2 separate regions of the Homo sapiens genome follow, and region 1 is linked to region 2. Evidence: chromatin loops called from intact Hi-C (ENCODE). Cell type or tissue: ovary. All regions are shown on one strand. Links, peaks and the distances in the headings refer to the core of each region. The heading gives the core; the rest is flanking DNA. Region 1 has its middle 72 kb from the start of DAPK1. Region 2 has its middle 18 kb from the start of DAPK1.

Region 1 (4,394 bases), core at 278-4,277, 54 kb before region 2:
GCTGTTCCTGTGCCTCACTTCCTTTTTCTGTCCATAAATTCTCTGACCACTGGGCAGTGCCATAGTCTTTCTGAACCTATTCTGGCTAGGAGGCTGCCCAATTCAAGAATCGTTCTTTGCTCAGCTAAACTCTGTTCAAAATAATTTGTTTAAAGTTTTTCTTTTAACACCCTAAGCTACCTCTGCTCACATAGAAATTTGCATATTCCCCTAAGAGAATATGATCTTAACCACTGGAAATTTAGGGCTTTGGGGAAGGAATGTTGACTTATTTGTCTTCATATCCCAGGGTCAGTGTGATACTTGTCACAAAATAGGTCCTAACACTTGGGATATCTGCACAGTCTCAGTGCAGATACTACTTAGCCCAGGGGCCTGATGGCCAGGCTGATTCTCTCCTTTCCGTTCGGAGTCCTCTGCCGCAAACACGCTCCGCCGGATCATCAGTCAGGCCAAGAAGCATCCGAGCTTGATCACCCTCTTTGTATTTATTGGAGCTTTGTATTTATTGGAGATACTGGAGCAGCACTGTATGTCTTGCGTCTGGCATTGTTCAATCCAAATGTTAGTTGGGACAGAAAGAATAACCCAGAGCCCTGGAACAAGCTGGGTCCCAATGATTAATACAAGTTCTACTCAGTGAATGTGGATTACAGCAAACTGAAGAAAGAAGGTCCATATTTCTAAATGAAATGTTTCACTATGAAGCTGCTTTAGAATGAAGGTCTTCCAGAAGCCATCCTCACAATTTTCCACTTAACCAGGAAATATTTATCCTCTGAATTCATGAAATCATGTTGATGTAATCTATTGGAGATTACACTGATTAATAAATAACTGAAACTTGGCAAGGTGTGGTGGCTTACACCAATAATCCTAGCACTTTGGGAGGCCGGGGCAGGTGAATCACCTGAGGTCAGGAGTTTGAGACGAGCCTGACGCACATGGTGAAACCCTGCCTCTACTAAAAATACAAAAATTAGCTGGGTGTGGGGGCATGCACCTGTAATCTCAGCTACTCAGGAGTCTGAGACAGGAGAATCACTTGAACCCAGGAGGCAGAGATTGCAGTGAACCGAGTTGACGCCACTACACTCCAGGCTGGGTGCACCACTGCACTCCAGGCTGGGCAACAGAGCAAGACTCCATCTCAAAATAAATAAATAAATAAATAACTGAAACTTGAAAAAAAATAGGTTTTAGGGGGGCAAGAGCAGTAACTGCAGGAGAAAACCTCCTGAGCTGATAAGAGGAAATGAAGCCCAAGAGCAAAGTGGAGGTGTTGGCCTTCCTTCTTTATAATCAACGGGAGTGTGTGGAGGCAGAGGCAGTGCCAGACAAGGGAGTGTGTACATGCTTAAGGCTTTCTATGTCCTCTTGTTGAATATCAGGCACATGGAGACAAATGTGAAAGATCTGACAGGAGTGAAGGTGTGAAGTGGTCAAACAAGACAGTGGAAAAACTAATATACTAGGGATGCTTAATAAGGTTACTGGGTGGCTGGGCATGGTGGTTCACACCTGTAATCCCAGCACTTTGGGAGGCCAAGGTGGGCAGATCACGAAGTCAAGAGATCAAGACCATCCTGGCCAACATGGTGAAACTCTGTCTCTACTAAAAATACAAAAATTAGCCAGGCGTGGTAGCACACGCCTGTAGTCCCAGCTACTCAGGAGGTTGAGGCAGAAGAATTGCTTGAACCTGGGAGGCAGAGGTTGCAGTGAGCTGAGATAACGCCATTGCACTCCAGCCTGGTGACAGAGCAAGACTCTGACTCAAAATAAATACATAAATAAATAAAACAAGTGTTGAAAATTGGTGCTAGGTGCCGCAAAGAAGAACCTGCACTTAGATCATAAATTTCTCATCAAGGCAATTTACTTCTGCAAAAGGGTGCTGCCTGTGTCCAAAGTGATTGCAAGAGCACATCACACAAAGGAGAGAAGAGGTTTTTATTCCTAAGGCAGCTCCTGCTTCTGTCTTTTCCCCATTGGCTGGAGTCAGACTGCACAATCTAAGCTAACCCAATTTGCTAAGTCTTAAACTTTTCCAAATGGGGTAAACATGAGATTTGCAAAGGAAGGAGGGGAGGGAGAGGAAGGGGTAGGGTTGACTTACAAAACAAGAAAGAAGGAAGTTTGAAACTGTTTCCAAATAAGGTAGTGAAATGAGAACTTTGAAGGCCAGGGTGATGAAAGGGGGAAGGAGGGAGACAGGAAGGGTGGATTTATGACCACATCACTTATGACCATAGAGTTGAGTTTTGAAGAGGAACTTATTTGTTCCAACAATAAGGTTCCTGGGTGGCATTGAACGTACAGTTGAGATTCATGATCATGAAACTAAAGCAAGAACTGGTTGGCCGGGTGCAGTGGCTCATGCCTGTAATCCCAGCACTTTGGGAGGCTGAGGTGGGTGGATCATGAGGTCAGGAGTTCAAGAACAGCCTGGCCAATATGCTGAAACCCCATCTCTACTAAAAATACAAAAATCAGCTGGGTATGGTGGCATGCACCTGTAATCCCAGCTACTCGGGAGGCCGAGGCAGGAGAATCACTTGAACCCGGGAGGCAGAGGTTGCAGTGAGCCAAGATTGCACCACTGCACTCCAGCCTGGGCAACAGAGTAAGACTCCATCTCAAAAAAATAATAATAATAATTTAAAAGAACCAGTCAACACAATTGTGTGCTATTGTCCAGCAATAATTATCTGCCCAAGTGAAGGAACAGAAGAGGCAGAGAATGGGATTTAATCAAGATTGCATGTTTGCTAGAGGAGTAAGCCATTGAAGAAAGGGCCTACAAAATTCATGGAATGTGCAAGAGGTGATTAGTATGAGGGACCATCTACTCTAACCTTAGTAAGGGAAATGAAAATGCAATAAAGTGCCTGATTGTGAAAATACACTAGGATCAAAGGATTAGAGGCCTTGTTGAGACTGAAGAATTTTTGGAGTGAAGACACTGGCATTAGAGATGTAGAGGATGGGAGGTGGTGGTCAGATATTGGGATACTGAAGTTGATTTTTAGTAATTACGCATTTAAGATGATGAATTGTTCATGTTATGGCCATGGTGATCAATAGTTTAGGTAGGATAAAAAAATATTTAAAGAGGTAGAGAAACTGAAACTCATATGCAAGATGGATCATCACGAGGTTGGGGAAATCTCAAAAAATTGAGTGGAGAGATGAGTTTTGAATAAGTGAGCCGTTAAATGCTTTGAAGGTGTGAAGACCATTTAATCTTCTTAAGAATTCTACATAAAATTCAAGAATTTGGCCAGACACGTCTGTAATCCTAGCACATTGGGAGACTGAGATCGGCATATCACCTGAGCCCAGGAGCTTGAGACCAGCCTGGGCAATATGATGAAACCCCGTCTCTACAAGAAAATACAAAAATTAACTGGGTGTGGTGACACATACATATGGTCCCTGCTACTCAGGGGGCCGAGGTGGGAGGATCACCTGAGCTGGGGGGATGTTGAGGCTGCAGTGAGCCACGATTGAGCCACTGCCCTCCAACCTGGGCAGTGAGAGAGGCCCTGACTCAAAAAAAAAAAAAAAAAAAAAAAAGAAATTCAGAAATTTTATCTCTACTTAAAGAAGAAGGTGTTTTGAATAATTGCCTGAAGTCATGCAAGGTAAGTGCTTCAGCTGGAGTTCGAACCTAAGTTTCTCTGACTCCAAAGCTTATTAAATTCTTTTTACTTTTTTTTTGAGACAGAGTCTTGCTCTGTCGCCCAGGCTGGAGTGCAGTGGCGCGATCTCGGCTCACTGCAAGCTCCACCTCCCGGGTTCACGCCATTCTTCTGCCTCAGCATCTCGAGTAGCTGGGAACACGGGCACCCACCACCACGCCTGGCTAATTTTTTGTATTTTTAGTAGAGACGGGATTTCACCATGTTAGCCAGGATGGTCTCGATCTCCTGACTTCGTGATCCGCCCGCCTCAGCCTCCCAAAGTGCTGGGATTACAGGCGTGAGCCACCGCGCCCAGCTTTAAATTCTTTCTCTGCCAGTATACATCTTCCATTTTTCATTGGTAAGACCAAGCAGAAGAGAGTTAAGGCATGATTCATGACACGCTCCAATAGTGAATTCTGAGCTCAGAAGAGAAAATAAATCTCAGCAAAAAAATATATATACATATTTATATAATATAAATATATATTATATATATATATAATAAAAATCCTGCTGAAATGCTTGGGGCAGGGGCAGGGCGGGGGTGGAATCAGACCCTAGAAATGTTTAATCTTGTGGATATCATTAATTTTTAGACACTATAGTAGAAATGTGAGTTAACTGCTCGGAGGGATAAATGAGGTTCTAGAAGTGAAAGTAAGTAATTGAGTCACAGAATCATAGAGCTGGAAGGGATCTTAGTAA
Region 2 (4,394 bases), core at 146-4,145:
CAAGATTTCATGGTGCCTTCTGGATCATTACAGAAAAGATAAAATGACAGTTGGTGCAGTTTTTTTCAAAAAATTATTTTAGCTGGGCATGGTGGCTCACGCCTATAATTCCAGCACTTTGGGAGGCCGAGGCAGGGAGATCACCTGAGGTCAGGAGTTTGAGACCAGCTTGGCCAACGCTGTGAAACCCCATCTCTACTAAAAATAGAGAAATTAGCTGGGCATGTGGCAGGCACCCGTAATCCTAGTTACTCGGAAGGCTGAGGCACGAGAATTGCTTGAACCCAGGAGGCAGAGGTTGCAGTGAGCCAAGACTGTGCCACTGCACTCCAGCCTGGGCAACGGAGCAAGACTCCGACTCAAAAAAAATTATTATACTTTTAGCTGACAAATAATTGTATATGTTGGTCAGTGCAGTTCTGCTGTTTTGCTGTTTTGTTCTGCCTTTGCACATGGCATTTTACCTTGCCTGTCCTGAACTCAGAGTATGTTTATTAACCAGAGCAGCCAGGCTAAGCAGAAACAGTTTAAAGTTGACAGAGAGGGTCTCCTTATCTGTCCAGAAAAGTCAGTGGATTCTAAGTATATTTGGAAAAAAATTGTTGCAAAGCAACAAAAGAGAAAAAATAGCTATAATACAGCATCAAGATCTGTTAGGCCTAGAAAATATTGTCATTTCTGCTTTTCATGCAGGGGGAAAGCTTCCTTCAGCTTGTACATAAAACCTCAGTACGCTTATCTTCTTCTACATATTTAAAGTAATAGAACTCGGTCTAATTTCAAGAATTACTTGAAAAGTGGGTGGCCAACCAGGTGGGCAATCCAGGTAGGAATCCAGGTGGCTCTGAAGATGTGAACACAGGTAAGCAGAGGTTGTCATTTCAGAAGATCTGGAGGTCAAGGTCTGGGGGAGACTGGTGTGCAAGAGGTTAATTAGTGAGTGCCCTTGGGATTAATACTTGAGGAAGGGAAGGACAGGAGATAGGATTGGCAGAGGGCAAAGTGGAGCAGCCATGATGAAGGCTACAGACAACCCCTCCAGGAGCTTTAGAGCTGCGATAACCCATTCAGAGTTGTGTCAAATTCAGGAGACCACCTCCAGTGGATGCAGCCTGCTCCAGCTAGGGGACCTGGCCTTGGGCCAGAAGGCTCTCTTCAGCTGGGGCAAGTCCCACAGTGGGCTGACAGCTAAGGGTGTTGTCCCAAGAGCACTTCCCACAGCTAGCTGAGGAAGTGAAGCCTGCAATCCCTGAAGGGGACCTGGGTTAGGGGCCACACCACAGCACCATCCCAGGAAAATAAACATCTCCCTCTCCTGGGAGCAGGGCTTTGAAAAACTAGGCAAGAGTATCAGAGCTGCCATCCCAAGATAGGGCTCAGGGCAAGACCCCCATTTCAGGGGCAATGGGGAGAACAGGGCCTGGAAGATGAATCTTTGCTTCACAACAGAATGCAAATAAGACTGAAGGCGAGGCTGTCAAAGGGCCAGCCCACACAGAGCAGGAGCCAACCTGGGGGCTTTGGGTGCTAGAGGGGTCGCGTGTGGCCCGTGCTCTGCTGCACCCTCTCCTAGGTCAGTTTGATAACCAGGAAGCTCAGGGAAGCCCCTGGAAGCCCAGCAGGACCGCCCGGGTCACAGACTCACAGTTCAGGGAGTGCAGCCCAGCCTGGTGCTGGAGTGGGGGTGTGAGAGAGGAGGTGAAGGGGGAGTATCCTAGTTTTACCAGCTTTAAGGAGATGGAGAAGACAGGAGACGGCAGGAGTAAAGGTAAGTAATTAGCTGCAGTTTGCAAATGCGGGATACCTTACATTTTACAAAAGCCTTTGCATAGATATGATTCTATTTTGTTAGTTCTGCCCCTAGAATGTTTATATATAAAAATGTTATCTGTAGATGAATATGATAGATTCTTTTTTCTTTTTTAATTTTTTTGAGATGGAGTCTCGCTTTTTGCCCAGGCTGGAGTGCAGTGGCATGATCTTGGCTCACTGCAACCTCCGCCTCCTGGGTTCAAGTGATTCTCCTGCCTCAGCCTCCCGAGTAGCTGGGATTACAGGGGTGTACCACCATGCTCAGCTAGGTTTTGTATTTTTTTTTTTTTTTTTTTGAGATAGAGTCTCGCTCTGTTGCCCAGGCTGGCATGCAGTGGCAGGATCTCGGCTCACTGCAAGCTCTGCCTCCCGGGTTCACGCCATTCTCCTGCCTCAGCCTCCCGAGTAGCTGGGACTACAGGTGCCCGCCACCACGCCTGGCTAATTTTTTGTATTTTTAGTAGAGACGGGGTTTCACCGTGTTAGCCAGGATGGTCTCGATCTCCTGACCTCATGATCCACCCGCTTCGGCCTCCCAAAGTGCTGGGATTACAGGCGTGAGCCACTGCGCCCAGCCGGTTTTGTATTTTTAGTGGAGACGGGGTTTCACCCTATTGGCCAGGCTGGTCTCAAACTCCTGACCTCAAGTAATCCACCCACCTCGGCCTCCTAAAGTCCTGGGATTATAGGCATGAGCCACCGCTCCGGGCTGAGATTCTTACAGCATAGCTGATATCAGAGTGCATCTCTCTCTCTCCCCTCTCCCCCAGGACTCTGGAGCCATGAGTAACACCAGGCAGGAGAGCACCCAGGAGTGTGTGGTTTCTGTGGTGGCTGGGCCACTGCAAGTTTCCTTGGCCACGTGACCATTCTTAGCCCAGGAAGACGACTCCAGTAGTACTTTCTTCACTTCCCCTTTCACTTCTCTTGTTCACCAATGTTAAGGGACCACCAGTTTTTAGAGATTCACCCACATTGTGAAGGTGGTGAGGTCATGTTGCCACTTTGACAATGACATGGCATTTAATTTTTAACCAAACCAAATACAGCATTCTGTCACTCGGGACAACCTTTGGAGACAGCTCCAAGGAAGTCTCCCCTCATGTTCTGCCTGCCGGATTAAACAGGAGTCTTGTTGAAGAAAACATGAAACAGGGAAAGTTAAGACCTCAGCAGTCATAACTGTTAATAAAACATGAGACTGCAAGAGGTGATGTTAGAAAAGAAACTTAATGTCCGCCTAGGTAATCATATCTTCTTATCGTGGGACCAAAGCATAAATGTAACTCATATATGTTTGTCCATTAAAATTAAGTGGTGGATCACATCCCCATCCCTGTAAATACTGGTTTGGACACCTCCAGGGGAAGGCAGGACAATGGGAAATTATATACATAAAGGCAAAGGGACCAATTGAAAACTTCCATTGCTAGATCCTCACATGACCTCTTTGAGGTCACATCCTATTTATAATAGGCAAAGCATAACCCTTCAGTGCCAATTAACAAATGCTTTATTAGGGTATTTGCGTGTTTATAACCATTGAATAATGTCCTTGCAAAGCGGCATCTTGCTGTCTATTTTCAGGTACTTAATTAATGGCCTTGCTCCAGGATAAACACATCCTGTGTTAAATAAGACGATGAAAGCTTATAAAAAAAATGCATCATGCTCTTTTTTTTTTTTTTTTTTTTTTTTTGAGATGGAGTCTTGCTTTGTCGCCCAGGTTGGAGTGCAGTGGCGCGATCTCGGCTCACTGCAAGCTCCGCCTCCCGGGTTCAGGCCATTTTCCTGCCTCAGCCTCCCAAGTAGCTGGGACTACAGGCACCCACCACCACGCCCGGCTAATTTTTTTGTATTTTTAGTGGAGACGGGGTTTCACCGTCTTAGCCAGGATGGTCTTGATCTCCTGACCTCGTGATCCGCCCACATCAGCCTACCAAAGTGCTAGGATTACAGGCGTGAGCCACCACACCCAGCCTCATCCTCTATTTTTGGCCTTCATGTGTGGTAATGGTTTCAGAGATGTATGCTTATCCCCAAACTTATTGAGATGTACATATTACCCATGTACAGCTTTTTATGTCAACCAGACCTCAATAAAGTGGTTTTTAAAAAACTGTTTCTTGCATGTCATTGCATTAGACATTGCCCTTCAACACAAAATTGTAAACAATTATTTTAAACAAAACTATCATAGCAGCCATTGAGAGGATGTTAATTCTGCCATTTCTCCTACAACTCATTCAGCCACACTTGGAAGATTTTAAGAGGATACACATACCATAAATTAAATACAAGATGTTATGTTCTATCACACACATCAATATGTACTCTCTTTCAAGAATTCCAAGAGCACTCTCTATATCACTTTGAAGAAAATTCTACAAATCTTTTCTTTAAAAGAAAGCTTGGCCCTGTGTGGTGGCTCATGCCTGTAGTCCCAGCACTTTGGGAGGCCAAGGTGAGAGGATTGCTTGAAGCCACGAGTTCAAGATCAGCTTGAGCAACATAGCAAGACCCTGTCTCTACAAAAAAAATTTTTTTTAATTAGCCAGGCATAGTGGTATGCACCTGTGATC

The links. A loop is a pair of places that touch in the nucleus more often than their neighbours do. Peaks named below come from ENCODE experiments on the same cell type or tissue, not always from the same donor. Only the 100,000 strongest peaks of a DNase experiment are listed, where the experiment ranks them.
Region 1: it touches region 2 in a loop (6-fold over the local background); 6 of 110 quality-filtered maps call a loop at or near these places.

The regions. Positions count from the first base shown.
Region 1 is chr9:87,423,207-87,427,600 of GRCh38, forward strand. It overlaps the pseudogene LOC112268032. Among named protein-coding and RNA genes, the nearest start is that of DAPK1, 72 kb to the right of the region's middle. In ovary, for the core only: no CTCF peak of the experiment used is centred there; no DNase peak of the experiment used is centred there.
Region 2 is chr9:87,477,269-87,481,662 of GRCh38, forward strand. No RefSeq gene overlaps it. Among named protein-coding and RNA genes, the nearest start is that of DAPK1, 18 kb to the right of the region's middle. In ovary, for the core only: no CTCF peak of the experiment used is centred there; DNase peaks (open chromatin) are centred at 1,167 and 2,628.